3 separate regions of the Homo sapiens genome follow, and all the other regions are linked to region 2. The links are chromatin loops, found by intact Hi-C in ENCODE. Cell type or tissue: Calu3. All regions are shown on one strand. Each heading gives the region's core, and the rest is flanking DNA. Links, peaks and the distances in the headings are about the cores only. Region 1 overlaps DIAPH2 (diaphanous related formin 2). Region 2 has its middle 120 kb from the start of DIAPH2-AS1. Region 3 overlaps DIAPH2 (diaphanous related formin 2).

What was found. Peaks named below come from ENCODE experiments on the same cell type or tissue, not always from the same donor. Only the 100,000 strongest peaks of a DNase experiment are listed, where the experiment ranks them.
Region 1: it touches region 2 in a loop (18-fold over the local background); 20 of 110 quality-filtered maps call a loop at or near these places.
Region 3: a loop joins it to region 2, with 10 times the contacts of the local background. A loop is called at or near these places in 15 of 110 quality-filtered maps.

What each region holds. Positions count from the first base shown.
Region 1 is chrX:96,765,846-96,776,647 of GRCh38, reverse strand. All of the region lies in intron 4 of DIAPH2 (diaphanous related formin 2), which reads right to left. Among named protein-coding and RNA genes, the nearest start is that of DIAPH2, 86 kb to the right of the region's middle. In Calu3, for the core only: a CTCF peak has its summit at 6,138 (motif pointing left); no DNase peak of the experiment used is centred there.
Region 2 is chrX:97,679,700-97,690,501 of GRCh38, reverse strand. No RefSeq gene overlaps it. Among named protein-coding and RNA genes, the nearest start is that of DIAPH2-AS1, 120 kb to the right of the region's middle. In Calu3, for the core only: no CTCF peak of the experiment used is centred there; a DNase peak (open chromatin) is centred at 4,541.
Region 3 is chrX:97,020,974-97,031,775 of GRCh38, reverse strand. All of the region lies in intron 17 of DIAPH2 (diaphanous related formin 2), which reads right to left. Among named protein-coding and RNA genes, the nearest start is that of RPA4, 140 kb to the right of the region's middle. RefSeq lists an enhancer at 3,725-4,327. In Calu3, for the core only: no CTCF peak of the experiment used is centred there; no DNase peak of the experiment used is centred there.

The sequences.
Region 1 (10,802 bases), core at 3,456-8,455, 910 kb after region 2:
GTTCATGTGATCTTAGTTTAGAAACAGTCATTAAACCCCAAATTTATATACTATATATAATAATATTTAATTTAATAATATTTATACAGTATATATAATATACCTGGAGAAAAGAGTTCAAATGAAATAAGAAAAGCAGCCAGGCATGGTGACTCACACCTGTAATCCCAGCACGTTGGGAGGCCAAGGCAGGCGGATCACTTGAGGTCAGGAGTTCGAGACCAGCCTGGCCGATATGGTGAAACCCCGTCTCTACTAAAAATACAAAAATTAGCCAGGTGTGGTGGCGCACACCTGTAGTCCCAGCTACTCAGGAGGCTGACACAAGAGAATCACTTGAACCCAGGAGGCAGAGGGTGCAGTGAGCAGGGATTGCGCCACTGCACTCCAGCCTGGGTGACAGAGTGAGACTCTGTCTCAAAAACACAGAAAGAAAAGAAAAGAAAAGAAGAAAAGGATACCATGGTTATGCAGCTTAAAATGCAAATATTTTCATATTTAGATGGAAGATTAGGGATAATCTTCACAGTTGCTTGTGGCTTTTCATAAAAAGGGTAACTTTACATGTAGTCTGTAGCCTAGGGGCTACCTTAGAAGACGTCAGCTTTTACAAAGTTTATAACTATAACTGGCTTCTAAACTAACACTGAGTAATAAAGGAACAAATGCATTGATGTATGTGTCACTAAAAGGTGGCAGTAGTTGTGATCAACACATTCTTCAAAAATATATATATTAGGAATTACCATGAGAATCACTTCCTTAACTGATTACTATAATGATTTAAATGTGTACTGTGTTTTACAGTTTACAAAGTATTCAGTAACTCTATTAGGATGACAGAGTAAGTACAGATAAAGAGACTTAGGCTCCAGAAAGGTTGAGTGTGTTTTACCCCCAATCACTTAGCCATTAAGAGAGAGAGCCATGACCTAAACCCCCAGGTCTTCAAAGCCCAAATATTATGATTTTCACTGTGTTTTAACGTACGCTCTAAGCATCCATTTCATGTGGTGGTTTTCCTACGGGTATGATTAACTTCGCACACCAAGCTATAAGCGAAAACAACTGGAGAAAAACTCCAGGTGAACACTCAAGATGTTTCTAGTTGGTATGATGAAGAGCTATCTTTGGAGTTTCCTAGATAATGCGAAGAGAACGGGGAGAAAAAACTCTCAATTTTAGTCACATCTGTATAACAAAAAAATAACAATCACCATCAATAGAAGAGGCACCACCAAAACTGAGGAAGTATACACACACACACACACACACACACACACACACACACACAAGCACACGTTGAGTAAAATAAGAATGAACATTTAGATTGGGTGTATTATCAAGTAGCATTTCCACTTCTGAGGCCCCAAACTGTAGACACTCTAAAAGCAATTAAAAAGAAGGCAGTATTATATGGAAAAATTAAAGGAAGTGGGAGAAGCAGCAGCTGAGGGACCACTTAAACCTATGAGTACTCTAAGAGAGATTGCATGGGTGATGATGAACAACGGTCCTCAGCAGAAATAGAAAACTTACCAAGAGGCAAGGGACCTAAATTACAATAGAAGAAATTTAGTTTTATTCTTGAAAGAAAAAAAAAGATTTTAAGATGCTAGACTGCATTTCCAATGGAAGAGGACTTCTGTTTTGAGAAGCATTATAAAATAACTAGCAGCTTTCTGATTTTAGTTTATACACAGTTCAGTGTCAGAGGAATTGTGAATATGTAGAGATTGAACAAAACGATGTTTAATTATTTTATTGCTGTTATAGCCTAGTGTATTTAAAAATGTCTAAAGTGTATTAAGACATGGTCCTTGCCCTCTGAGAGCACATAAGCATTTTAATTACACAGTATTATTTAAACAAAACTAATGTTTAATTGAAATTAATTATAAAAGGCAAGCGTGCATAAGAAAGGTGAACACACAGATAGAAAAAAAACTCGAAGAGGCACAATGGTTAATCTATTTCAGACACAGGAAAAATGGCTTAGAATTATAGGCCATTGCTAAAAATGGGATTCTTTCTAATATTTATGTATCTTTTTCCTCACATTTAAATTGCTGAGTATATGGTTTATCTGCATTGATGTTACCTGTTCGTGAACATCTGCTATGAAAGCCACAAAGACCATATCGGCAGAGTCATTTTTGGCCCATTGAGCAACACGTGCACAGAGGTCTTTAATTCTCTGTAATGTAGCAGCTTTTCCATGGGCAAGGTTCTCTCTGTGTTGTAGGTATGACTGTAGGTATTCTCCAGTTGGCAGAAAATAAGAATTGCCTACTAGCACATGGTGAAAGACTAAATATTAACAGTGTTAGAGAGGATGAACACCTGTGGTGTCAATTATTATCCACAACTGCCTGAAATCCACCAAATCTTACTTAGTTATTGGTTAAGAGGCCAAGCTCTGAAGTCAGCCTGACTGGATTCAAATCCCAGCTCTCCCACTTACTTACTATGTAACCCCAAACAATGTACCTACTTTTCTAAGCCACACTTTCCTAATCTATAAAATGGGGGTGATAATTCTTATGAGGATTAAATTAGGTTTTACATGAAGCTTGCCTAGCACGGTTCTTGGCACTTAGTGTTCTCTAAAAGTTCACTATTATTCAGTGTTAAATACAACAAAATGACTGTTACATACTGTATTAGTTTGCTAGGGCTGCCATAATAAAATACCACAGACTGGAACACAAACAACAGAAATTTGTTGTTTTGTTTATTTTTGTAAATTTGTTGTCCCTTTATTTTTTTGTTTTGTTTTGTGTTTTGTTTGTTTGTTTTTTGAGACAGAGTCTTACTCTGTTGCCCAGGTTGGAGTGCAGAGGCGCGATCTCAGCTCACTGCAACCTCTGCCTTGGTTCCAGTGATTCTCGTGCCCCAGCCTGCTGAGTAGCTGGAACTATAGGCATGTGCCACCACACCCAGCTAATTTTGATATTATTAGTAGAGATGGGGTTTTGCCACGCTGCCCAGGCTGGTCTCAAACTCCTGACCTCAAGTGATCCGCCTGCCTCGGCCTCCCAAAGTGTTGGTGATTACAGGCATGAGCCACATCACCCGGCCCCTCTCCCCATTCTTGACATTAAAAGTCCAAGACCAAAGTGTCAGTAAGTTTGGTTTCTTCTGAGGCCTCCCTCCTTGGCTTACAGATGGTCATCTTTTCTCTCTGTCTTCAAATGGCCTTTCCTCTGTGTCTGCACACAACCCTGGCACCTCTCTGTGTGTCCAAATGTCCTCTTACCAGGACACCAGTCAGACTGGATTAGGGCTCACACTAAAGGCATCTTTTTTTTTTTAACTTAACACTTTAAAAGCCCTATCTCTAAACACAGTCACATTCTGATATGTTAGGGTTTCAACATACAAATTTGGGGAGGGCGGGAGGGGGGGGGAAACAATTCAGCCGGTAACACATAGCTTTTCTCATTCCAAGCAAAACCACTCCACACAATAAGAAAATCTGAAATAATTTTGGGGAAGAGCCTCAGTTCTCTAGTAATACTTCTCTGCTTTCTAACACAGAGGCAACCTATTTAAGCTCATTTAACTTTGGGAGGATAGACAGAAAGATGGATAAATAGATATAGAGAGACATATATAAACACATAGAATACATGTTATATCTTGGATACAGACACCAATCACACTTCGTAGAACAGCTCTTTGAGTGGATAAGCACTCTGCCAAAAAAGCATCATAATCATCAATAAAAATAAATGATTTACCAGAAATATACAAAGCAGTTATGTTCTCCAAGCACAAGAGTTACATTGCACAAGCAGTTATTTTCTCCTTAGATCACAAATTCATTAAAGAAAAGAACCATGACAGGTTACTAAAAATTTACAAACAGATCAGCATAAAAAATGAACCCAAATGCTTTTAATATCTTTGATGCTGTTAAAGTTCATTTTTTTCTATATTGTTTTAATAGGTAATTATGGCTGCAACTATAAAAGCACATGCAATTAATGTAATAATCATGGTATCCGAATTATGGTGACCACAGTACAAAAAATTACTCTAAATGTCACTGGTCACATCACCATTATTTAGCAATGCAGACCCAGAAAGCATTTCATACAAGCATATAAACTAGATATTAATACAAGTTATGAATATCATGTATCATTTTTAAATGTTATGAATATCAGTGGACCACTGACAGGAAATACCTTGGTCAGTACAAACTACTCAAAAGACTGTCCATATAGCTTTCAGCCAAAAAAATCTCCATGGGATAAGGCCAGACTCTAACTAGCCTCCAAGAATTTGGAGATGGAGGCAATGTCTTCTGAAAAACTGATGCACGAACCTACAGAAATACATATAACACGTAGCTTAAGTGAGGAAATACATGAAGGGCTTTAAACACTCTGAAACACTTCATAAATCTAAGGCGGCCTTTTTCTTTTTAAGATTATCTTATTCTACTTATTCAAAGGAACTAATGTTTGTTCAACCAAACAGTCCTTTCCGAACAGATAAACAGACAGAAGAAACTTGATTAACTAAAATGAAAAATGGAATCAAATATATGAGAAAAGGGCCCAAAATTTTATATACAGTAGCTAAGCTAACTTTTTTTTTTTGAGACAGGGTCTCAACTGTGTCACCCAGGCTTGAGGGCAGTGGCGCCATCTCGGCTCACTGCAGCCTTGACTTCCAGGCTCAAGAGATTCTCCTACCTCAACCTCCCTAGGAGATTGGACTACAGGAGTGTGCCACCACACCCAGCTAATTGTTTTATTTTTTTGTAGAGACAGGGTCTTGCCATGTTGCCCAGGCTGATCTTGAACTCCTGGGCTCAAGTGATCCTCCCATCTCACCCTCCTAAAGTGCTGGGATTACAGGCATGAGCCAACTACATCTAGCCTAAGGTAACTTCTAAACATTGATTGTAATCTGATTGTTTCCTCTTTTTCCCCTGCCGACAAGGCTATCTGGATAGAGGAAGCATTGCCTCATAAAAAAAATCCCTCTGTTATGCCACTTTAAGTTTTATAATGGCAACAGCAAATTTTATACAGAGCTTTTAAAGGATATATATTGTAGAGACTATATTACTTAACAACAAAAACACACAAAAAAAGACATCATATAATTACCTCATTCTACATAGATGATCAAAATTTTTTCCATTGTTAGTAAAATAAACCAATCCAGTACAAAAAATAATGGCTATACTAGTCTTAAATGTCTTATATCAAGCATCAGATTTTAAATTGATTCTTTTACCTGATTATACACACAGAAAAATATCCTCAATAGAAATATCCAACATGATCACAATCAAAATGCACAGCTAATGAATTTGTGATGCAAAATCATACATGAAATATACATCTTTTCATTTCTAATATCAGGATAGATTATAAAACATAATGACCCCTATTCATAAATATTAATATAATCAATTTTCAAAATACATGTCTAAACATAATACTAACATTCATGCTGTCTTTTAGACATTTCCAAATGCCCAAGGTAAGATGACTTGTTAATATTTCATAATCTATATTTCAGCATTCATTGAACAATGAATTTAATCTGGCATGATGAAATAATGCAATTTATGACAATGCACGGGAAGGGAAGGAACTGATACGATAGTGTTCCAAAAATGAAGGGAAATTCAAATAACAAAACCTTTCAAAACATATACAGATACCCCTATCCAAAATAAGTATAATGTACAAGTTAGCTTGCAGTGTTAAAACATTAGGAAATGGGAAAGTAGCTACTCGTTGCATATAATGAATGTGAAATTAGAAAAGACTGAAATTGGTACTTTAATAGTGTTTGTGCTATTTTTAAAAGATCACTTATAATATACCATCATTAAATAGTTTCAGGTCTTATTTTCATCTGATCACCAAATGAGTTTTTCTATTTTATATATGCTAGTTTAAAATAATGGCATTATTTTTATTCTGACTGAATTTAGATTTTTAACAAAATTATCACCACCATAAAACTAAATATTTTACAGTAGCAACTATCCTACAATTTCTAAACCCATTTAAAAAAATCAAATTGGAATACAAGAACACAATGTTTTATCATCACGAAGCAGCTACTTCAACCTCCAATAATCAATGTTTTGTCTCCCCCTTCTGGACTACACAATTATAAAAAGGAGAAAAAAGGAAAAATAAGATTTAATCTTTTTTCACAGAACATATTCAAATAATTGGCCTGACACAAGTGTAATATTACGTGAGGTAATTATCAAATACTATTCTATAAATAAACTAATAAAACTTCAATTTATTAATGTAGTAGCAGCTTAACAGCCTACAAAGCATGCTGCCACACTTGGTGGTATTTTAGGTATATTACTATCAGGCAGCTTATAGTAAGTAATACATAGATAACACTAAATTTATTATTTTAAGCCTGATCATATGTTTATCCTTTTTTTTTTTTTTTGAGACACAGTCTCGCTCTGTCACCCAGGCTGGGGTGCAGTGGCACCATCTCGGCTCACTGCAACCTCTGCCTCCCGGGTTCAAGCAATTCTCCTGCCTCAGCCTCCCTAGTAGCTGGGATTACAGGGGCCTGCCACCAGGCCCAGCTAATTTTTGTAGTTTTAGTAGAAATGGTGTTTTACCATGTTGGCCAGGCTGGTCTTGAACTCCTGACCTCAAGTGATCCACCCACCTCAGCCTCCCAAAGTGCTGGGGTTACAAGCGTGAGCCACGGCGCCCAGCCATGTTTATACTTTTAACAGAAACTTACTCTCAGTATTACCTTCATTGTCAGCCTGGAAGAGGGCCGGCTGGCGGGTGGGAGTTCATTTGGCTCTATTTTGAGAAAACTCTTGCAACAGTCATTCAGTTAGTGCTCATGATTCCCATGCTCCATTAGGGCAAAGAAGCATGCATTTGTATCTGACCTTCACTATTATGGGCTTGTTTTTTTGACTGAGATTATTAGGAACATTGCAAAAGGTACAAATATGACCTCTTAATTTTATGTCAGATTGTTTATCTGGTAAATGATACTACAAGCCACCAAAATGATTCACTCTTCTCTGTCTTGGTCCACTGAATCATCTACAAGTATACTTGGCCTTCAATACCTAGTAAAGATATTCAGGCTTCAGCTTTTAAGCAGGTAAATGTTATTAGAATGATCAGCAACATAGTCTCAGCAGCAATATACAGAGAGTACATTTAAAATGGTAAAAGCAGTAGTTTGAAACAGAGAACCAAATTATAAAATTATACTGCTAATGCTGTAAGAGCTAAATAAATGTTCTTGCATGGTGATACCTTTACTCCTGCTATTGTGATTCTAGTAATTTCTCCCTGATTAACATATCTAACTGAACTCAATCTTCTTTTACTCCAAACTCGGTCTCGTCCCTGACTACTCTATGAATGCTCAAGTCATTTTGGTCACCCATGCTTGAAATTTCAGTCATTATTGATTCATACATCTCTTCTGCCCTTTTAAAATCATTTGCTGAGGCTGGGATATTTTACTTCCACAGTCTCTGTCTCTCATCTATATCCTCCATTTAGTTCCTACTAACCACACTCCAGTTCAGCACCCTTATTACTTAAACTACAGCAACAACCCCCAACTTGATCTCCTTGCCCTTATGTCTAACCTCTCCAATTTCCACTGCTACCTTTCTCTTCCCCAAATACACCTTGGATTTTGTCGTTCCACGGCTCAAACCCTTCCAGGGCTCCTGGCTGGCTATTAAAGTGACAATTCTTCAAAATATCTCTCCTAAAATGACCTGAACTTACCTTTCCAAATTAACAACCCACTAACTATGCTTAACATATGTTTTTAGTCACCCTAACTCTTGGGATTAAACACCCCCATACTTTCCCTTGTTCACCCCACTCCATGCACAGTGACCTCTGCTATTCCTTCAGATACTCCAAGCACACTCCTGCCTCAAGGCCTTCGCACTTGATGTTCTCTCTTCCCTAGATATTTGCATGGCTCTTCCCATTTTCATTCAGGTCTCCTTTCAAATGTCATTTGCCCAAAGAGCTCGCCTATCTAAAATACCACACCCTGATCACTCTCTGCTTTCTCTAATAGCGCTTACCTGTCATTATATTTTATATGTGTCATATTGTCTGTTTCCCCATCTTGAATGTAAGTTCCATGAAGACATTATCTGTATGGTTCATCATTCCAGCACCTGGAATAATGCCTGGCACTAATAAGTACCCAGTAACTTTGTGTTCAAGAAAGGAATGAAACTGAGTCTAGAGAGGTTTACAAGCTCACAGGGAATGAATGAGTAGTGAATCAGGATTCAAACTCAGACTCTTCTGATGACGAGACAAATGCTTTCCCAAAAAGCCGTTGCTGCTGCCAACTTATTAAATTACCTCTTATTTAAAATTATAAGGTCTGGTCATTACAATGTTTGCTATTTTCCAACTATCATATGTAATCATATCAATTCTTACTTTTTGTCACAGAAGAATGCTTATTTTTCTACCTGTGGATAAATTATTCCTGGCTTGTAGTGAAATAAAATCAATCATTTTAGCTGTTTTCTAAATCTGTTTCATGCATTGTTACTAAATAATAAAAACAATTTATTTTGCTTCACAAAATTCTGCAACAGTTATTTAGAACGAGAAGCCATTGAAAAAAGTAATTCAGTTTTATCTCTTCCCTACTCCAAATTCTGTTTGCTATTTCTAGAGATCTACCAGAAAGATATTTTATCATTTCCCATCACAGACAGTATCTATACCAAATCCTCAACTATTTTATTAAATCTTTAAAATAATCTTGTCAATATTAACTTGAGATCATATATGATTTTACTTTTTTCCTCAAAGCCCAGCAATAATCCACACCACATAACAAATAGCTTCCAATAAACAGGCAAAACATTCTCCTTCCAGCATCCAGCTGAATCCTTCCCACCATTCTTGACCCAGAATAAATCCCATTTTTCCCTTTAAATCTTCAAATAGCAAACATCTTGAACACTGAACAACAACAAAAAAGGCAGCTCAGTCTTATCTCATTTTACCATGTAGTCTTTATGTTTTATGTCTTTCATATCAAGCATTTTGTAGAATTCAAGACATTTAACAAAAATGTAATTCAGACCTACTATTTGCAAGATTCTTTACATGTTAAATATATTAAACATAAACAATATACTTCAAAAATATCACAAATTTAGTATTATTCTCTTCATTTTATCAATGAAAAGACTGAGATTCAGAGAAGTAAATTATCCAAGGTCACACAGCTAGTATGTGACCTTGGATAGCAGAGACAGAATCTGAAACCAGGTCCATTTGCCTCTAAACCCATGATTGCTACTAAAATTTGCCTTCCTTCATAGAGTCTGTATCGTGGATATACAAAGACTCATAGTATGTGAGACAGTATTATTTAAGGATATAAATTACTACAGGCATAAAGTAAAATAGGAGTATTCTGAAAGCCCTTAAGGAATATATAAAGAAATAGGAACTATAAGATAAAGTTAAGAGTGACTCCCTAAGAGTTAAAAATAAAGTGCTATAGGAGTTCAGATATATTACTGTAGGTGGAAATGGGAGAGCGGATCAAGATCAAGACAGGCTTCATGGAAGAGCTGTGGAGGATGGCTAGAATGTTGACAAAGGAAAGAAAACATTCTATACAAAAAAGATCCCTTGAGCAAAGTCAGAAGCAATACTGCCTGAGGCTAAGGGGGTGGTTTTGTTCAGGTAACAGGCAGTTTCCTGGCTTGACTTTTAAAGTACAATTTATATAGGATAGTGAAAAGTAAAGACTGATGGTAGCTCAAGATCAGGAGGGCCTCAAATGCCTCCATTTCTGCTTCTAATCAACATTGGTTAGACAAACGCAAAACAGGCCCATGCCGACCTCCTAGTTCATTACATATTCCATCTGTTGGATTTCAGTCTAGCTTTCGTATCACTCATTTTTGGACCAATGTACGTAATCTCTGGGCAAATGCAATACTTAAAGTGATTATTCTAGAATTTCTTTTTGAAACACCTCTATAAATTTCCTACCTGCCCTTTTTATCAATGAATAAACCTCTCCATCTGTTGAAGATTGAGACCATGATGCAAAAGCCCTTTTGTACCTGGTTTTCACCAGTGATCTTACATATTGTTTTCTTATTCCCTTTAGTTGCAGAAAAAAAAACAAACAAAAAAATTTCTTCCTTAAGACAACCATCCCACCTAAACTCTAGAACAAACCCCTAATCATTTCCTCTAGAAGCTAATTCCTATAGTTTCTTCCCTTTATAGCAGGATTTGCAAACTCAAATGTGAGGAGGTCACAGATAAGACAATGGGTATGAAATAGTTTACATTGTGGATCAAAACACGTACCTCATTATACTGTTTTTCAAAACACTCTGGGAAATATATATATATGTGTATATATATATATATACACTACATATAGCCTGCTGGCCTGCCATTTTACCATATTGCATCTTCAGGTCCTATCTTTATTCTGTTTACCTGTCTGTCTTCCCCGTTAGACCTAGTTTCTTGAACACAGAAGCTGTGTACATTGTGGAAAAAGAACATATAAATGACTTATTATAATAAAATATGTTAAATATAACAATAGAGCTATAAACATGGTGCTATGGGAAGGAAGGAGTTACCTAGGACAGCTTCTTCTAAGACTGACAGGAAGCTTAATCTTGATGGATATTTAGGAGCTTGGCGGACACACTAAAGAAGAAAACGGCATTCCAGCTCAAAAAAATAGAACATGCTTGATTTAAAGGTATTAAAGAATAAGGCATGAAG
Region 2 (10,802 bases), core at 2,480-7,479:
ATAAAAAGTCAGTGAGATCTTTTGCATCTTTTTTTCATACTAAGTTTCTGAAATCTGGTATGCAGTTTACATTAACAGCACATCTCAATTTGGATGTAAAATTTTCATCAAAAATGTTTGATCTGTGTGTAGCTTCCCTATAATTTGAAAAAAAATTCATATACATAAATTGTTCCAAACACTTAAAAGCTTTCCAATAACTGAATTGAGTATAAGATCTTTAAACTTTAATCAGTTCAAATTAAATAAATTGAAAAACTTATTCTCAGTTGCACTAGCCCCATGTCAAGTGTCCCATAGCCACATGTGGCAGTGACTATTGTATTTAGCAATGCAGGTCTAAACAATATGATTACATTGTTACTTTGCTATTTTTTGGCTTTAGAAATAATCAATCACTATTCCACTATTGAAAACAAGACTTATTAACTTATATTGTCTCCAACTATATACAAATATATACACATATTCCTTTCCTGTCTTCCCATCCTTACCTTATAATTATATAATTATATTATTTTGATTAAACCGACATGGATAGTTAATAGTTGTCTTTATTTGTTCCCTTAGCTTTCTATGTACCTATTCTTTCCCATGTAAGAAATCATTCTGGGGATTCCCTTTGTCCCTGTTCTAAGCTGGATCCCATGTGACTTTTATTACAAGCCTTCCGCTTTCTTGGTTTACACCTCTATTTGGGTGGAAGATATGCCCTAGTTATTTTCTGAAAAAGGGTGCTTGGGGAGAGGGGAAAATGTTTTGAAATTTCTCAAATCTGAAAGTTTGTTTATTTTGCCCTCATAATTGATTAATAGTTTGGCTGGGTATAGCATTCTAGGTCGATAATAATTTTCTCTTAACATTTTGAAAGTTTGTGCCATCAGCTTCTAGCTTCCCATATTGCAATTGAGTTTTATGCCATTCTGAGTCTGGTTCATCCTCCTGAATGTTTGTAGTATCTCTTCTTGGTCCCAGATATCCTGAAATTTCATAGTGATGTGCTTTAGCCCTGGGCCTTTTCAATATGGAGATTTATGCCTTGTAGGAGTGGAAATTTTTCTTGAATTATTCCTTTGATCTTCTTTCCTACATTTTCTCTGTCCTCTTTTTCTGAAACTCCTTAATATTATAATGTTGAGTTTCCTGTAATAATCCTCTAATTTTCTATTTGTTTCTATCATTCTTTTTGCTCTACTTCCTAATTGCTTTCCAATAACTTTATCTTTAAAACTTTATCTTTAAAACTCATCTTTAAAACTTTATCTTTTGAGTGTATTTCTGCTATATTTTTAATTTCTAGGATATTTTCCTTATTTCCTGAATGTTTGTGTATGTGTATAAAACTTGTTATTATTTCATGGATATTTTCTCATATAATATATCTCACTGCATAGTCTGTTCCTACCCGGTTACTTTTGTTTGATTTTTATATATGTGCTTGTTTGTTGTTATGGTCTCTGTCATTCATATTTGAGACTTTCCTCATTTGTCTGGTCATCCTTGGCTGTCTGCTCATATTGAAGAATGAGAAACTGAAAAGCCAATTATAAGCTCTGAGCTTGTATGTTTCCTTGTAGGGTACTCTGGTTGAGTCATTTCTTTGGGGAATAACTGATTTCAGTATTTTTAGGTCTTTCCTGTTATGTGAGTTAGATTCACCAAAGAAAGCACTTCAGATTTCTTGCCTAGATGATGGTGTTCTGAGACAGGAGTTGGGAGAGACGGCTGGGGATCTCAAGATTCAACTAACACTCCTGTTTTCATTACAGTACCCAGTGTACATTTTGACTTAATACTTCTGTTTTCAGTATAGTACCCAACCCTCCACTGTGACTGGCATTCCCTTCCCAGAACCTCTATTTTACCTTCTGCAGAAAATAAATTCACAATCTTCTGTCAAGGTGTAGGAAGGCTGGTTCTCCAATGCATTCAGAAGAAGAGGATATTTGTTAGATCTAATTGTTTTTCAGTTTGTCTGTGTTGAGACAGAGTCTCACTCTGTTGCCCAGACTGGAGTGCAGTGGCACGATCACGGCTCACTGCAGCCTTGACCTCCCAAGCTCAGGTGATCATCCCACCTCAGCCTCCTGAGTAGTTGGAACTACAGGCATGCGCTACCACGTCCAGCTGATTTTTTTTTATTATTATTTGTAGAGATGGGGTTTCACCATGTTGCCCAGGCTGTTAATTGTTTCTTAATATAAAATTTGCCAATGTAAATTGTTTCTCTTTTCCCATTGCCAGTTTAGGATTAGGCCTTTTTTTTATTTTATTTTAAAATCACGTATTACTTGGCCATAAGCTTTCCAGCTCCCAAAATTTTATTAATATTACCTGCTCACCTCTCATATTTACTTTCCATTGGAGGCTTATGCCTTTTATGGTATCCCTTTATTTTAATTTTTGTAATGTTGTAGGAGAAATCAGAGGCTAATTTTTTCATTAAATCTGCCATCTTGAATTGGCAATCTTACCTGTCATTCTTTTGTGTCTTTTGGAAACATCATTTATTTTTCTTGTGCAAATAGTTTATGAAACCCTTTCTTTCCTGCATGCCTAACCCATTTTCTTCTTTTGTGAAAACTGCCTGTGAATTTTAAGCTGACATGATAACATCTACCTTCTCATTCTTATAGTGGTGGTGGACAATGAGGAAGTAATTCCTGGGTAAGAAAAAGTGTCGAAACCCCCTGTGTACATAAATGATATTATAGAAAACTAAAGTGTTTCTCAATTTGCATTCTTTCCCTATATAAAAATAATGTTTTAGATTGGGAGGAGGAAGCAACAACAGATGCTAAAGTTGCTCACTTTCCTGTGGTCTGACTGTCAGAACCCAAAAGACAGAGAACTCCGGCAACAAAGCCTGGACAACACTTGTCATCTTGCTAAATGACTCGTTCTGAAAGTAATGGACATACTTTCATTATCTTCATAATATCATCTCTTGCAGAAGTACCTTTGAAGAACAGATAAATGTCTTGGTGCCAAAAGACAATGCTTTGGGATAAATTATCTGTGTTCAGAACAATACCAAAACAGACGTACATCACATCATCATGCTAATTATTTCACTATGGCACAGTGGGAAATGACCTTTGTAACAAATGCCACATCAGGTAAATGGGTCATTTTACTTAAATTGCCTATATGAGATAAGACACATAAAATGGCACGATAAAAGTACAGATAAGTCAAGGCTCCAGAAAGATTTGATTCTCCCCAAACAATTTCACATAGCCAAATACAGAGTCCTGAATGTGCTACTATATGTTGCATCAAAGACTGTGACTCTTCTGATTCACTTTCGGGTGATCTTTATAACATCTGCTCTTTCATGGAAAGCTATAGCGAAAATACAGTGCATGTGGGTTTGCAGCATGAAGAAGGTGTTGCCAGAGGGCTTGTGAATAACTGACAGGATATCTTTGGTTGAGTTCTGTTGTAACAATAGGCAGCACCTAGCACAGAGCCTGGTGAGTAGTAATTGCTCAAGAAATAGCTGAATGGTGGATGGCAATGATGATGATGATGATGATGATATGATGATATTAATCTCACATAATCCAAACGTAAGAGTTGGACATATTATGGTATAATCAATACAAATTTTTCTACCAATGTATTTCTAATTCAGAATATTCTGTTTTAAGCATGGAATATTGGCCTTTTAAAAACCCAGTTTTGGAAAGATCTTTCTGGCCACTCTCTCAACTACATAGCTAGAAGTGATATGCGAAGCAAATCAGAGACCTTTTTGTGCAAATCAAGGAACTTGTAGTTTTAGTCAAAGCAATTAAATGGTCTATTAGAGAGATTACTGCCTTATTTTATCAATTCTAACTAATATATATTTTGCACATTTTAAGGCATCTCCAGTTGGGATTTTTCATATAATGAATGAGTACATTTCTCCCTACTTTTCACACCATAAAGAAAGTGTTAGTAAATCCATGGTGTTCCCTTCAATACACTTTATTGATGAAATATGGCAAATAACATCATGGAGAACACAAACTATTGGTCTAAATAGCAAGGTGCTTTTCTTAACTTATTCCCTGGTTAGGTTTAGAGAAAAGAAGAAGGGCTTCTGTAAACTGAAAAGTCAAAAAGAACTTATCTCAGACCAGTTAGGCAAGTTGAATTGGCTACCTACAAAAAGACAAAAGAGTAGGCCCCTCACTGAGAGATAAGTACCCTGGTCATTTTGATATCCAGTGTAAGTTACAGGAGGTTGAGGCCCAGCCTACAGGGTGGCTTTTTGACTACAACGTATAATTCAAAGTGATATCACAAAATTAAAGATTAGTAAAACTGATACCAAATTGTACATAAGCATACATTTCTTTACAAAGACAAAACTGAAACAAAGCAAAATCTTAAAATCTATAAGCAAATTATCTCCTTATACATTTAACCAAAGCTTTTTCGTTGTAATAACTTTTTAAAAATAGAATATGGGAATAGTGTGCTAATCCTCTTTCTAAGACACCTGTTTATACTGTATGCTAATTGCCTGGACGACATGGCTGTGCCATACTACAACCACCTGGTGGCAGCATACCTAATTTGAGGATGTGCAAGTTTTTTTCCTTTTCATTTTAACATTGTGAATATTCCCTTGAAGGTCAAAACAGCAAACTAGAAATATGAAGGACAGAAAATATCACAATACTTATTCAGGTACTTAGAGCTCATCTGTGGGCGTCTATTAGTCCACCTCCCTACGGAAATGGACTATCATGATCCCTTTCTGCCATTTACTCTTACATTTATTTTCTTGGTTGCTAATTTGAGATAAATTGGCCTTGGCATGTGTATTCAATCTTTTTTTCCTCAAGTGCTGTACAGATTGCCAAGTGTTAAGAGATGAGCTTGTGGGTTTCTGTGTATGGCTCATGAATGCTTTGATTAACTTGTTAATGAGACAGGTGGAATCTCATTACAGAAAGTTTGTCCTGATGAAAAAATGTTAAGTATATGATAATGAGGTTGCACAAACAGGACTTGTCCTGGGCAAAATTATAAGATATGTGAAGATTCTCTTCCATGCCCTGCCTTCTTTCCCCTTCCCTCATATCTACTTTAGCAGCCTTCTCTCCAAGGACCTGTTCTGGTTCTCTCCTTCCTGTCCAGGATATAGCTTCCCACCCACACCTTTTGCAGAGCCTGCCCAGAGCTTCTCTCACAACATCTCCCTAGTCCCACAATCAAATTGAAATTAATCTGTCCTATACCTTTTCTCAAGCTCTTCGAGGTTCTTAATGCAGGAGTTTTTAAACTTGATTTCCATGGCAATGCATGTTTCTGATGATATTACATCTATGACCCAGCTCCTATAACATGCCAGCATTTATGCAATGCCTTGTGCACAATCTGTAATTTTTGTCCACTCAAGAAATCATATTGGCCAGGCATGGTGGCTCATGCCTGTAATCCCAGCACTTTGAGAGGCTGAGGTGGGAGGGTCATTTGAGGCCAGGAGTTCAAGACCAAGCTAGACAATGTAGGGAGACCCCATCTCTACAAAAAATAAAAACTAAGCTGGGCATGGTGGTGCACGCCTGTAGTCTCAGCTACTCAGGAGGCTGAGGTGGGAGAATTGCCTGAGCCCAGGAGTTGAGGCTGCAGTGAGCTGTGACTGTGCACTCCAGCCTGGGTGTCTCTGGAACAAAAAGAAAAAGCATAGGACTAGAAACTAGAAATGGTGGTATTATAGGACTATCCTTGAGTCTGCTGTAATTTTATATTCTTTTTGAAGTAGGTCTTTTAAACTTCAGAATGTTTGACTCCATCATATGGCTTGTGATATCGCACAACTGACTGTGACACACCAATATGTCAAGACACTTGAGTCCACTATTCTGGTCATGGTCTGACATATGTAATATGTCAACCAGTGCATCTGAGGATAAAACATTTGATTAAAAATAAAATGTTGAGCTGACTTCATTTTCTCCTCCAAAATAACTATGGGAACATGAGAAAGAAGAGAGTCACATTTTGATAGATTATTGAGAGAGATGTTTGGATCTGATAGGGCCTTTAACAAGCTTTTAAAAAGTATCAGGTGGTCAGTTTCTTATTCTATCTATGCACGGCATCAATTCTTTGTATGTTCCCCAATCTTGGTCTAGTAGACACCTATTGGATTAATTCCTCAGCACGCCTTTTCTGAGCCTTGACCCCTCTTTAGAGCTACACGATTACAGTGAAGCTGTCATAGTCACATACTGCCACTCCAGCCCTTAGCCACATTTGTTGTGAAACCATGGGTCAGCTGAACCCATTTGGATATGGAGATAGCAAAGAAAATAGTTTCTCTCTAGTGGCTATGCAAGTACATGGAATCCTAAGCACTAAATTTGCCGTGTTTTTTATGACGTGGATAAAAGAAGCAGCGAAAGCTGGACTGCAGAGAACAATAAAGAAATCTCAAATGACATCTGAGTTCTCATTCCAGGTTGTTCTCGAGGCCCAGAAACGTTTCTGTCCTTGGGCTTTCTGAGATACTCTTCTATTCTTATTATGATCCCTCCTTTTTTTTCCTAAGCTACATTGAGTTACTATTCCATTACTTTCAAACAAAGAATTCCTAAGTGAAGTATCTAGTAACATAAAATGCATTTATAGTCTCTTTCTTAAAGGGAAGGGTCTTTTGGGGTGTTATTTTGAGAATGTAATAAGTTTATTTTATTACTCTTTCCATTTTCTTTTATTTGACCAAAAAGGGGAGAATAAAATGTGTATTACTTATCTGTTTACATTCTTTTCATTTGAAGATAATCTCTCAGAGGGAAGAGACCATGATTTTTTTTGTATCAAGCCTGAAGTGTCTGGCACAGCACCATATATATGACAGAACCTAATAAAAACATAATCATGATGTTGCATTTGATTGCCAAAAGGAAAAACCTCAATTGACCAGGAACTTAGAGGAGAGCAAAATAACAGAAAAGCTGTGATCAAACCAGGTGCGGCAAATTATATTATCCAAAGGTGGTTGCAATAATATCTTCCACCCCACATGCTCTCTAGAAAGTTGCCACTCCCTCTTCAAGATGCAGTTGGCCCCTCCCTCCCAGGCCCGCCTCTCCCCACACCCCACCCCACCCCAACCCCCACCCCGCCTTAAATCTGTCTGGGCTTGTGTCTTGCTTGCAATCAGTAATGAGGTAGAAATAATGCAGCAAGACTTCTGAGGCTAGGTCTTAGGTGACAGAGTGTCTGCCTTGTTTGCTGGAATAATCATCCTTGAAGGTTTCAGACAGCCCTGAGTCTGCCACATTCTGAGGAAGTCCAAATTAGCCTGTGTGAAGAGACCACATGGAGAAGTGCCAAAATTGCATGAACAGAGAGAGATGCCTTGCAAGCCCCTTCTGCTCCAGCTCACAACTCTCCAGCCCCAGCCACTGTTTGACTGGGACTGCAGGGGGACTCCAAGCCAGAACCTCCCAGATGAACCCTCCCCAACTTCCTGACCCACAGAAACCAGGAGAGGTGATAAAATGACTGCTGGTTTCAACCTTTACATTTTGAAGTGGTTTGTTCCTTAGCAATGGTAACTAGAATAGGAAGAATAACCTCAACATCTGTAGTAACAGAGTTTTCTTGATGCCATTCTACAAGTCATATCAGAGTTATTGAAAAACACACAAGCGGGCCGGGTGTGGTGGCTCACGCCTGTAATCCCAGCACTTTGAGAGGCCAAGGCGGGTGGATCATGAGGTCAGGAGATCGAGACCATCCTGGCTAAAACAGTGAAACCTCGTCTCTACTAAAAATACGAAAAAAAAAAAAAAAAATTAGCCAGGCGTGATGGCGGGTGCCTGTAGTCCCAGCTACTCAGGAGGCTGAGGCAGGAGAATGGCGTGAACCTGGGAGGCGAAGCTTGCAGTGAGCCCAGATCGGGCCACTGCACTCCAGCCTAGGCAACAAAGCAAGACTCCATCTCTGGAAAAAAAAAAAAAAAAAAAGAAAGGAAAAAAAGAAAAACACTCCAGCAAACAAAAATATTTGAGGATCAAACTTCAAAGCAAAGAGCATGAGAAAATGCATTATTCTCAGCTGTATATTTTTTCTTAAAATAAACATTTTTATTATTATTATTTTTTTTTTTGAGACAGAGTCTCACTCTGTTGCCCAGGCTGGAGTGTAGTGGTGTGATCTCGGCTCACTGAAATTTCCGCTTCCTGGGTTCAAGCAATTCTCACACCTCAGCCTCCTGAGTAGCTGAGATTACAGGCATGCGCCACCACGCCTGGCTAATTTTTGTATTTTTAGCAGAAACAGGGTTTTGCCATGTTGCCCAGGCTGGTCTTGAACTCCTGGGTTCAAGTGATCCACCTGCCTCGGCCTCCCAAAGTGCTGGGATTACAGGCGTGAGCCACCGTTCCCGGCCAAACCTAGCCTTTCTTTTAAAAAGTAAATGTAACTTTTCTTTAGACTAACACCAGTTTATTTAGTGCTTTCTGTAGCCATTGCTCCCATATGTGAAATGTGGTGGTAATGAGCCAGATGATGGATATGGTGGTGGAATTGTTTTGGTTACTCAATGATTGTCAGTCTGTAGTGATGTATAATTACAAACAATACACTTATAGACAATTGAAGGGAAGGAAAAGGAAGAAGAGAAAAAATCAATTTCGATATAATGGCTTATCCTGCTAATTTACTAACTGATTTAACAGTTACTGTAAGTTCTTCTGGTACTCATATACCCCTTACAAAATGATTGACTTAGATAGCAAATTACCCATGCAGTTAATTGCCATCCCTCTTTCTAGGATACTGGCATAATGTGCTCTATATAACCAGAGGAAGATGAAGGTCTGGAGAAACATGCACAGTGAGATTTGTGAATGAAAAACTGACTTTGCTGTAGGTGATGTTGAACAATATTTAAAATAATTTTCACGGAACCCTCCAACTTTCTCCCTGATTTTTTATAAATGAAAACATAGTTAAGTACCCAAACCAGAGCACTCAGAGAACATTATTTCATCCACTAATTTCCAGGATGGCAATCTAGTTTTAGATGTTTGTCTCGGCATATCTAAATAGTACGTGCAAATTTTACTCAATACTTTAATTGATTTTCCCAACTACACGTGAGAAGAACTTTGACAGCCTGGGAAACAATATTAATCTCCTCTAGGGTCCCAGAACATGGAAGCTGAAATTTGCCAAATGGCACCCTGGTGGTTTGTATGTTGATGCAGTTTCTCCACGTGTCTAACTTTCCCCTGGGGAGAAGTGGAAGCCCTTGGAGAATTTGGCTCATTAACAATGAAAGATATTTGAGATACACTCAAGGGCTGTGTAGCAGAAGTAAAATTTGCCTGTTTTGGAGGCAGTTGGGATTTTGCCTCTTTGATGATACCTTTTCATAGCTCCCTGATAGACTGTTGAATCCAGAAAGAAAACACCTTGCAAGTGAAAGTACGTATGGAAAATATTAATGAATACTAACTTATTCCTACACTGCATGGAAATTTAAAATGCAATGGTTCTAGTTAAAATTGATTTCTTCCAGAAAATAAGGATTGGTACCATCCAAAATAGTACGTAATGGAAAAAATGCCCTGATTTAACAACTGTATGTTTAAGTGATAAGTATACTCATCCATGAAGCCCGATGTTGGTTGTCATTTCATTATAATTGCCATTATTTTACTTAATTAGCATGGTTTTTAGAATAATCTGGCTAGAAAACACGTGCCCTAACTCAGATAATGTACAGTTGCCATGGTTTAAGCTAGCATGATTTTTTTTTTCAGCTTCAGCTTCATTCATTTCTTTAAAACATCTTTTGAAACAAGTAACTCAACCTTGAATGACAGAAATAAAGGAAAACATTTTGTTTGCCCTCCCCACCATCCTCTCACCTTCCAGAGAGCTCCAGGTAATTTTATTGAGGTAGAATTCACATGACATAAAACTGACCTTTTTAAAGTGTAAAATTAAGTTGCATTAAGTACATTTATAATGTTAAGCAATCATCACTTCTATCCAGTTCCAAAACATTTTCATCCCTTGCAAAGGAGACCCCATACACTTTAGGCAATTATTCCATATTCTCCCTTCCTTTCAGCCCATAGCAACCACTTTGCTTTCTGTCTCTATGAATTTACCTATTCAGGATATTTCATACAAATGGATCATACAACATGTGGTCTTTTGTGTCAGGCTTCTTTAAGCACTTAATGTTTTCAAGGTTCACACATGCTACAGCATGTAACAGTACTTCATTTTTTTTTTTTTTTTTTTGATACGGAGTCTCACTCTGTCGCCTAGGCTGGAGTGCAGTGGCGCCATCTTGGCTCACTGCAAGCTCCGCCTCCTGGGTTCACGCCATTCTCCTGCCTCAGCCTCCCGAGTAGCTGGGACTACAGGCACTCACCACCACACCCGGCTAATTTTTTGTGTTTTTAGTAGAGACAGGGTTTCACCGTGTTAGCCAGGATGGTCTCAATCTCCTGACCTCGTGATCTGCCTGCCTCGGCCTCCCAAATTGCTGGGATTACAGACGTGAGCCACCACACCCGGCCACTGTACTTCATTTTTTATGGCTGAATAATATTCCATTTGTGTATATACCACAACTTTTTTATCCCTACATCTGTTGATGAAAATTTGGGTTGTTTCCACCTTTTGGCCATTGAGAACAGTGTTGCTATGAGCGTTTGTATACAAGTTTTTGTTTGACCACCTATTTTCAGTTCTTTGAGGTGTATACCTAGGAGTGGAATTGCTGGGTCATATAGTAGTTCTACATTTAACTTTTAGAGCAAGAAGCAAAC
Region 3 (10,802 bases), core at 1,960-6,959, 660 kb after region 2:
CTCTGTGGTCCTGCAATATCCTACTCTTCTCTTTTCTGGCATTTACACATGTTATGATAATAATTGATTACCTATCTATCTTCCCCACTATCCTTGCATTCCCCGAGGACACAGAGTCTTATTTATGTACCCCTAGCATTCAGCACAGTGCCTAGAAAATAAGTATGCATTTAATAAATGTGAATTGACAAAAGAAAGCAGAAAAACAACTAGCACTTGCAATTAACATACTGTTAACAAGATTAAATACAGTGGGCATTCCCTTGATGGAATGATGCTTGAACAAAAGATGGGAATACATTATACTATAATAAACACCTTTTGTGCATTGAGGTAGGCTGTAAAGTTTATAGAATTATAGATTTTTCCATTATTTTTCCAACTTTCTGTATTTTATTATCACAGTTTAGGATGTCCCCCCCCCTCCCGCCCCATAGGTTCCAATGAATGCCTAAGGTTATTCCTCAAAATTTTATCATTTTGCATTCTGATGAAAACTAGTTATGGAGACCTCTTGTCAGGCTCCAATAGCCAGTGGCCTCCATACATAAATGGCTCCCCTAAAGTCACCCATGGACATCACTTACAGAAAATACCTAAAATCTCCCTAAGTAGTATGACTTCAGCTAACACACCAGGGCTGAGAAATGCTGCAAAGGGTGGTTAATCAGTGAGCCTTGAAAAGCCAGAACAAGTATAAAAAGGGTAAAAGAAGTAACAACTAATGAGCTGGACAGATATTGTAAAGCCCTGAGTAAAATAATTTGTTAAACTAAACAGGAAATCAAATCGAGTCTCAAAAATATGACAAGTAAAGGCACAAAGTCTCTAAAGTATAGTTATTGGCTTACAATTATTTTAAGCGTATGTTTCTACTCACTACAATTTAAGCCATGACCCAGTTTTGAATAATTAGCTATGTCAACATGGTACAATTTACACTATTGTGTTTTCATAGTGCCATGAAAAACATTTCACTGAAAATCCAGAGGTTAATGTAATTTTCCACTTAAAAATGAAACTGATGACAGATTATATATGTATAGTACACTATATCTGAGTCAGAGATAGCAAAATTGAATAAGGTGATTTGAAACACACATGGGAAACACAAGGGGAAACACTAAAGTCATTCTGAAAATATGAATGTAAAAATATGAGCTCTTTATTCTTGTGATTTGTTATTTCCCCCTGCTGCCAAATATAGCTTGTATCCCACGAGAAGGCATGGTACATGTACGCATAATACTGTCATATTAGATTACTAGTAAGTATAACAAAACCATCAAAAATATTTGTATCATCCTTTAGCACTTTCAACTAAAATGATATTTTGTCATACTGTTCTTAAACATAACCATCCAATTATTAGTAGAAAAAAAAGAAAATAGCTGTGATTATAATTTTTGCCAAAATATAGCAAAATGGACTTGTTTTACTGTTCTCTCCAGTACCCAATTATTTCTCTATCAATAATAGTCTCGTTAATTATACCTTTTGAGGATTTCTCAAAAATTTCTCTTCTCCATCCCTACTACCTTAGTCTCCTCTATGGTTTTGCTGCAGATTTGAATGATGTTAAGTGGGCAACCCAGGGGTGGTTAAAAACTGTGTTAAGATTTTTGACTTTTTCCTCCATTTCTTATTCCTCATCTAATAAATATGAATTAATTAGACAGGATTTGTGACTCTGTGAATATTTTTCTAAGTGAAGAAAATGGGATCATATGAAACCATCAGAGAAGGTAATGGTGGTCGGTGCTTGGTGTGATGGAAACCATTGAAGAATGTTAAAAAGGAACCTGAGTCACAAACTAGTGGGAAGAAAAGCTGATCATCATAAGAAAGCAGAAGACTAAGTAGGTCAGTATGTATCAAAAGAAGAAAAAAGTAGAGGACACACACCTGCCAATTTCAAAACTTACTATAAAGCTATAGTAATCAAGACATTGAGGTACTGCCATAAAGATAGACATACAGTTTGATGGAATAAAAATAAAAATCCAGAAATAATCTCTTACAGTCAATGAATTTTGGATAAGGGTGACAATTATGAAATAGAATAGACTCAACAAATGGTGCAGGGATGCTGGATAGCCACATGGAAAAAAAATGAAGTTAGGTAAAACAATGAAATTATTAGAGGAAAACAGAGGTATAAATTTTTGTGACCTTAGATTAGGCAACAGTTTTTTAAATATGACATTAAAAGCACAATTAAAAAAACAGATCAATTTAGCTTAATAAAAGTTAAAACTTTTGTGTTTCAAAAGACACTAACATGAAAATGAAAACACAACCCAGAGAATGGGAGATATCTGCAACAATTCAATGATAAAATGATGACCCCATTAAAAATGAGTAAAGGGGGAAGCTGAGGCAGGTGGATAGCTTGAGCCCAGGAATTGGAGACCAGCCTGGGCAACATGGTAAAACCCTATCTCTACAAAAAATACAAAAATTAGCCAGGTGTGGTGACATGTGCCTGTAGTTCCAGCTACTCAGGAGGCTGAAATGGGAGGATCACTTGAGCCTGGGAGGTGGAGGTTGCAGTGAGCCAAGGTTGTGCCACTGCACTCCAGCCTGGGTGGCAGAGCAAGATCCTGTCTCACTAAAAAAAAAAAAAAAAGAAAAAGAAAAAAGTAAAGGATCTCAATAGCTATTTCTGCAAAGTAGATATACAAATAGGCAATAAATAAATGAAATGCTGCTCGAAATCATTAGCCACTGGGGAAATGCAAATAAAACCATAATATTCTCATACTCATTAGGATGGCTAACATTAAAAGCAGACAATACCAAGTGTTGCAAAGGATATGGAGAAACTGGAACCCTTTTACATTGCTAGTGGGAATGTGAAATGGTACAGCTACTTTGGAAAACTGTTTGACAGTTCCTCAGAATGTTAAACACAGAATCACTATATGACCCAGCAATTCCACTCCTAGATATATACCGATACATGCCCAGTAGAATTCAAAAGACACATTCAAACAAGTACTTGTACAGGAACACTAATAGCAGCACTATTTGCAATAGCCAAAAGGTGGAAACAACCCAGATGTCCATCAACTGATGAACGGATAAACCATCTGTGGTATATCATACAACCGAATACTACTCAGCCATAAAAAGGAATGAAGTATTGATATATGCTACAACACGGATGAACCTTGGAAGCATAAGCTAAGTGAAAGGAACCAGACAAAAAGAACACAGATTATGTAATTCCATTTATATGAAATGTCCAGAATAGACAAATACATAGAAACAGAAAATAGGTTAGTGATTGACAGGGGCAGGGGTTTGAGGATGGAAGATGAGGAGTGACTGCTAATGGGTACAGGTTTCTTGAAAAACAAAAACAAAACCAAGAGAAGATGTATCAGGAAGGTCTTATCAAACATAAAGATGAAGAATGATAATAGCTGAGAGAAAAGGTTAGAAGGTAGGAACTAGAGGCAATAGAGAGAGTAGTTTCAGTAGAGTAACAAACATGGGTACCACACTGCCAGGGGTCAATGAAAGGGCTGGAAAGTAGCAGATGCACTGGATATTGACATCATATTGAAGATGATTGGCCACGAAAATAATAAAATCATTTAAATGTTAGGAAGATAGGCACACTGAAAACAATTCCATGACCATTAAAAAAAATTCTATGAAATATTTTGGCATCCTTATTTCTATAATGCAATTAATTTTCTAATACCTTAAGAAGATTAAAGCAATAATTATGTAAATGACCAAGCTTATATATGACATTGCCACAGCATTTTACATAATACAGCTTTTTAAATTAAAAATTGCAGTTTATAACTTTTCCTATTATTGCTCTGAATCAATTATTTTTTTCCTCAAAATAAAGACCTGGATGTAATTGCAAGAAAAGTTTAGAAAGAAACATAGGGAGACTCAATGTTTACAAGCGCCTCAGCGTGTTGGAAGCTCTGGTTTCTTTTGGCGTCATTGGAATGCTGCTCTTTATGTAAGTCCATTGTGCAGTAATGAATGAAATGGCTACCGATGCTCTCTAAATAAAAGACTCACTCTCCCTCAACAGAAGCAGGTGCTATGGAACAGCTACTGTTTGCACAGCGACTTTCCAGACAAAAACTTTACACAAAAGGAACATACAAATAATTCCTGGGAGGCCTCCTCTGTGAATCTCCAAGACAATAGCCCAGCTGCAGTAACGCCACATGTGCCACTTTTAAGGTCAGTTTGGTATCTGTGCCTTTTTTGTAGCACTACTACAAGTATATTTATAAGGCACATATCACTTAGAATTAGACATTTGAGGTTATATTTTATTACTTGATGAATGTCTTAGTATAAGGTCTTTATTGCAAACAATCTTTTGGCTGTTGGTGCTTACAGTTGTAACACAATTAAGTATTGCTAAGAAGTATCTTTTTAGCACTTTATCACCCACCATATTTTAGATTTATCTATTATTTTAAAAGGTAGCAGTTGCACGTAACTTACTTTGCAAAAGAATTAGATATTCAGCTTATAAAAATATGAAGTGATATGATTGATAATTTAAGAATCCACACTATAAGCCATGTGATTTATAATTTACTTCGGCACATAATTTATAAAAATATTTGTATCTCTATACTTCAATGGTATCCAGCAATTTCTTTAAAATAACCATCAGAATGAATAAAAGGACAGATAAGGCTTAGGTTTCCACCTAAAGTTGTATCAACAGGTTTTCATATTCATTTTGGGACTCCTAAAATTCCTGTAGTACCAGATGTGTACAAAATAAATTATGAGATAAAACAGCAATGCTACCCAGAAAATGAGAGGAAGGAAAATGATTAGAATCACCTGTTTTTTGTTCTTTTAAAATAATGCTAGAATACTGATATGCTATTTTACAAGCATTATCAACAATGCCATTGATACTTAGCAACTCCTCACACAAGACATGCAAAGGCAAATCAGAGCCATTTTAAAGGAAGGCCAAGCAATATATTTTGTTAAACAAACAAACAAAAAAAACTCTATCTTCTACATGTGAGAAAAAGCGATGTTGCTTACAATCCAATAATAAGACAATTATCAGTGTTTCAACAGGAAGTCTGATAGTCTGGATGTAACAAGGACAGGAAGAAGGCAGAACAGCAGTCTTTAACCTAAATTCAGAACTGAAAGATCAAGAGAGCCACCTGCAGTTTGAAATCCAGAAATACGAAAATTCCTCTGACCCTCTATTTAAAGGCATTGTTTCTAGGGATGATTCTCCCAGAGCTCCTGATTAATTTGGACTTGGTTAGGAAAGTACATCACAATATAACTCAGATGTACTGCAAAATAATTATATTATGTTTTCAGTTCTATGATCCTTTCCATCTAAGATTTGTGCTTTCTACTTTTTTTACAATTATATGTTAATGCATTCAACAAATAATCAAAATATATTTATTGAGCATTTACTACATTGGTTACTTTTTATTTCCTAACCAAATGGCAACAGAACTTGTATTATAAATGGTATTTTACTAACAACTATGCAACAATATGAGTCCCCATAAGAACAATCTTCAACTTTTGGGAGCACTATCAAAATATAAACTATCTTGCTTTTTAAAGTGAAGTTTCTACTTTCAAGTTTGGATTACAATGATTCTAAAATGCTTTTATTATCTCTATCCTCAGTTAGGTAACCATAATGTCCTCATGGCCCATATTAAACATACCTTCAAATAAACATATCCATGTTCATATATAAAGTTTTCAGGCAAGAGCACAGACTATTATGAATCAGGGTCTGTTTGGAGTGTTGTAAGGTAATGCCATACTTGGTGTTGATACCTAAGTCTCTACTGGATCCTAGAGTCCAAGGATATCAACATTTAGACAGGAAGAATAGGTTCTTTCCCATTTTCAGCTTTCACAATGGAGGAGAAACTCTTAACTGAGACTTAGGAGAAAGATGGCTGAAACTGTTTATTACTCTGTTCTACCACTTATAAAAATTAATATTACCACATGATTTCTAGACTACTAAAAAGTAATGATTTATTTTAGAGATTATTGCATTCTCAATTGATCTCTGGGTATGTAACTTTTTTTTTGTTTTTTTGTTTGTTTGTTTGTTTGTTTTGTTTTTGAGACGGAGTCTTGCTCTGTCGCCCAGGCTGGAGTGCAGTGGCGCGATCTCGGCCCATTGCAAGCTCCGCCTCCCGGGTTCACGCCATTCTCCTGCCTCAGCCTCCCGAGTAGCTGGGACTACAGGGGCCCGCCACCACGCCCAGCTATTTTTTTTGTATTTTTAGTAGATACGGGGTTTCACCGTGTTAGCCAGGATGGTCTCAATTTCCTGACCTCGTGATCCGCCCGCCTCAGCCTCCCGAAGTGCTGGGATTACAGGCTTGAGCCACCACGCCCGGCTGTAACTCTTTTTTTGTGTGTGAGACAGAGTCTTGCTTTGTCACCCAGGCTGGAGTGCAGTGGCTCAATCGCGGCTCACTGCAACCTCTGCCTCCCGAGTTCAAACGATTCTCCTGTCTCAACCTCAGGAGTAGCTGGGACTACAGGTGCATGCCACCATACCCAGCTAATATTTGTATTTTTAGTAGAGACAGGTTTCACCACGTTGGCAAGGCTGGTCTCAAACTTCTGACCTCAAGTGATCCGCCCACCTCGGCCTCCCAAAGTGCTGGGATTACAGGCGTGAGCCACCGCACCCAGCCTGGGTAGGTAACTCTTAAGTCTGGAGCTAAATCTATCAACACTTCATAAAACCTAACATGATCAAACATCAAGACTGTTGCTACCACAAGCAAACGTTTCCAATACAGTGATATATCGATTTTCTCAGGAATAACAACACTCCGACCCCCATCCAGGATATCAGAAAAATGAAACAGGGAATGGTGTCTAGTCAACAGAAGCCTATTAGCCTTCTTAAGAAGATTTGGTCAGAATTGATGAGTTAATCTGTTTTTAACAGATCAGGTCATTCTCAACTTAGGAAAGACATCAGTTATTTTGAGATGGAAATCAAGAACAGTCAGATTTTATTCTGGCTTTAATGATATGCCTTTCATATTGGCTAGTTGCTTTGTTTCTTTACCTCTTCTAATCAGATCATACTCAGGAGAAATAAATGGAAATATAAGTGAATCTATTCATGTCTGCTACTATAGTATAGCTATGACAAAATTTATGTTTGAACACAAACCCCCAAGCACTAACAGGGTTGAGGGAAAGAGGACAAGCCTTCTTTTGGGTGGAAGAGTGATAAATCACTGACACACACAAAGAGGGTGACTCTTGCCTCCCTAACCTACACAGACTAAAGCATGTCTTTCTCTGATGTGGGAATGATCTGAATCCCTATCTGTTTTAGAGACACTGGCTCTGGAATATGTGTAGATATGAATACGCTGGATGTTCATTTGAAGGTATTACCAAATGTTTTAGAGACACCAGGGATCTCACAGAATTTCTCCATTTAGAAGAGTTTGGTAACATTAACTGATAACATTAAATGCAATATCATATTTTTAGCAAAATCTACACATAAAATCGAAATATTTTTCCAGGTAAAATACCTTAAATGTAAATTAAAAGTGTAAAGTTTTCTAATTTGCTTTGATTAGCCCATATAATCTAAAGAAACAATATCAGTATCTTCTTGCATGAGTTGATATGTAAGAAAACCCCTAGTATCCATCTCACTGTATTGCAGATGGCTATAATTTCTTCCCAGACTACTACTTACCTATATATTTTTAGATAGACTATAACTTGCAAGACTGAACTATGTACTTACATATTTTTGAATGCCTGTTGATTATTTATTCCAAATGTAATCTGATTTTCTTTGGTAATATTGAAGCAGGTTTGTCATCTTTAGCTATGTTTTAATAAAACATGTTTTATGTGTAGCATCACTGCTAAGATAAGGTATTTGAACTATTTATATAGGTAAAAGGTAAATTGCAAAGAAAACACGGAATCTAAAATATCTCTTATAGCAACATGGTATAATCTTTTCCCTTAATGACTACATTCTTACTTCTATAGGTATGAATGCAAATCTGCTTCCAATATACTGTCCTAAAAAATACTTAGAACAGAAAATGAAATGCCACATTTGGAAATTCTTGTCACTAACGAAATGTCCTGTAAGTCAAGAGGTGCATTATGATGAAAGAGTTGAGTCTGAGCTATGAATCCAGACAGTGTGGGTATGAACTCTAGCTCTCCCACTTACTAGCTGTGTGACCTTGGTTAATTTACTTAAGCTCTTTACGCTTCGATTTTCTCATTTATAAAATGAGGAAAATATTAGTTTTCATTGGGTTACTGTTAGAATTAGTCCAGGTGCATTAAACACTTAGAGCAGTGTCTGGTACATAGCAAGCACTAGATATGTGTTTGTAAGTATTATTGGTATACTCTTTAAAATAATCTAAATCAATTCATAGGTGTACAGAATGATACCCAAACCATGAAATTTTGAATGAAGTTAAACAGAAAGAAAATATTAGAAACAAAGAAAGAATAAGAATAGCAAGTCTAATATCCAAGATAAAGTAATTAAAGTCTGAAAATAAAATCTGCATTATTTCCAATGACAAAACATTATAATAAATAATTTCAAACTACTAATAAGAGTTAGAAACCCAAATTATCAAATAAATGTCTAGATGTGAATAAAATTTGTAATTGCCAAATACTTAACATATCCCTATAGTACATAAAGAAACAGGGTTTCACTCTTTTACCCAGGCTGGAGTGCAGTGGTGTGATCATAGCTCACTGAAGCCTTGAACTACTGGCCTCAAGCAATCCTCCCGCCACAGCCTCCCAAGTAGCTAGGACTACAGACGTGCATCACCTGGCTAATTTTTAAAGTTTTTGTAGAGATGGGGTCTCCCTATGTTGCCCAGGCTGGTTTTGAATTCCTAAGCTGAAACAATCCTCCTACCTCAGCCTCCCAAAGCACTGGAATTACAGGTGTGAACCACCATGCCCAGCAACATACTAACATTTTAAGGAACATAAATCTCTCTGATGAGATGAATTTTGAGAATATTATTTAAAAGTTAAAAATAATTATCTTGGGATGTCAGAATTCCAGATGACAATAATTTTTTGATGTATACAATTTTTTTTTCCAAATTTGCCAATGATATTTCCAGATTTTCCACAACTAAGTATTAATTTTATAATGAAATAACTTTACTAAAAATAAAATGCTCATCAATAGTTTTGAAACATTTTCAGAGAAAAAGCTAACAATGTAAATAACTTACATTGTAAATAAAAAGCTTACATTTGTGTATAGACATCTACCTGGAGAATTAATGCAGGTCTTCTTCCCCAAAAATTAACCTTCACAGCTGAACTTTTACTATTCCACCTACCAGAAGAAAAATAGTACCACGCCATCTTCCAAACAAAGGTGGTCAGGTTGGACAACACCACACACTGTCAACAGTGAAAGCAGCTTATATGCAAATGCACATAGCATTTTATAGGCTAACCATTTTCACAGTTACTCATTATCCTGAATATAATCCTAAAACTAGATAGACCTAATATTATTATCCTTACTTTACATTGAAGGAAAAAGGTTCAGAGAAGTAAATTGACTTGCTTGATGTCAGGGCTAGAAAGTACAGAGCTGGGATTATAAATTGGTCTTCTGATTCCCAGTCCAGTAATAGATCCTACTCTCTATCAGTAGTTCACAGCTTCACCTCCAGTAATGCAGACTTAGGTTTTCTTTCCCTGTTATTCCCATTGCTTTGACACTTAGCAAATGCTTCCATTATAACAACTGTTTTATTAGACTGTTTCTTTATAGGCACGATGATCTATTATACTATAAGATTCCTGATGACAATAATCATATAATTTCCTCTTTGTAACCCCAGAACAAGGGAAAGTACTCCGCACAAAGGAAGTGCTTAGTCACTGTTTCCTGAATGGGAACTATAGTGTAAATTCATACAGTACATTCCACTCACCAAGCCTCAGAGCGTGTTTCTTTATCAAATGTACTCACATATTAATAACCAATGACTTATTTTCCCTAATCATTTCTATTACTATTCTACTTATTAACTATTCCTTATATTTCAAAATTATTATACTTTTCATTAATTTATTAATTATTAATTTCATTTATACACCTTTACGTCATTCACATTATATTCTTTGCTCTTTAGGAGAGTCTTTTGTAATATTAAGTCTAAACACATTACTCGAAGCTCTCAACATCCATTCATACAGCAATAATACTTAAGACTTTCTTGCTGGTGGCTCACGCCTATAATCTCAGCACTTTGGGAAGCCAAGGCGGGTGGATTTCTTGAGGCCAGGAGTTCGACACCAGCCTGTGTGACATGGTGAAACCCAAATCTATAAAAATTACCAAAAGGAGCAGGGCGTGGTAGCATGCACCTGTAGTCCCAGCTACTCGGGAGACTGAGGTGCGAGGATCACCTGAGCCCAGGAGGTCAAGGCTTGCAGTGAGCTGTAATCGTGCCACTGCACCCCAGCCTGGGTGACAGAGTGTGATCCCCTCTCAAAAAGGAAAAAAAAAAGTCTTTCTTTGCATAAGTCCCTAAGGACACTAAGAGGAATGAAAGATGGTCCCCATCCAGCAAGATCTTACCTTCTGGAGTAAAGACAGACTTTTTACTTCTCAAAGAGTTAAGAACATCTGAAGAAACCAAGAGTAATGTCCATCTTACTTGCAACTTCCTCTTGGATGGCTTAAATAATCTTCCTTATATATAATAATATTTGTCAGTAGGTGATAATGAGTA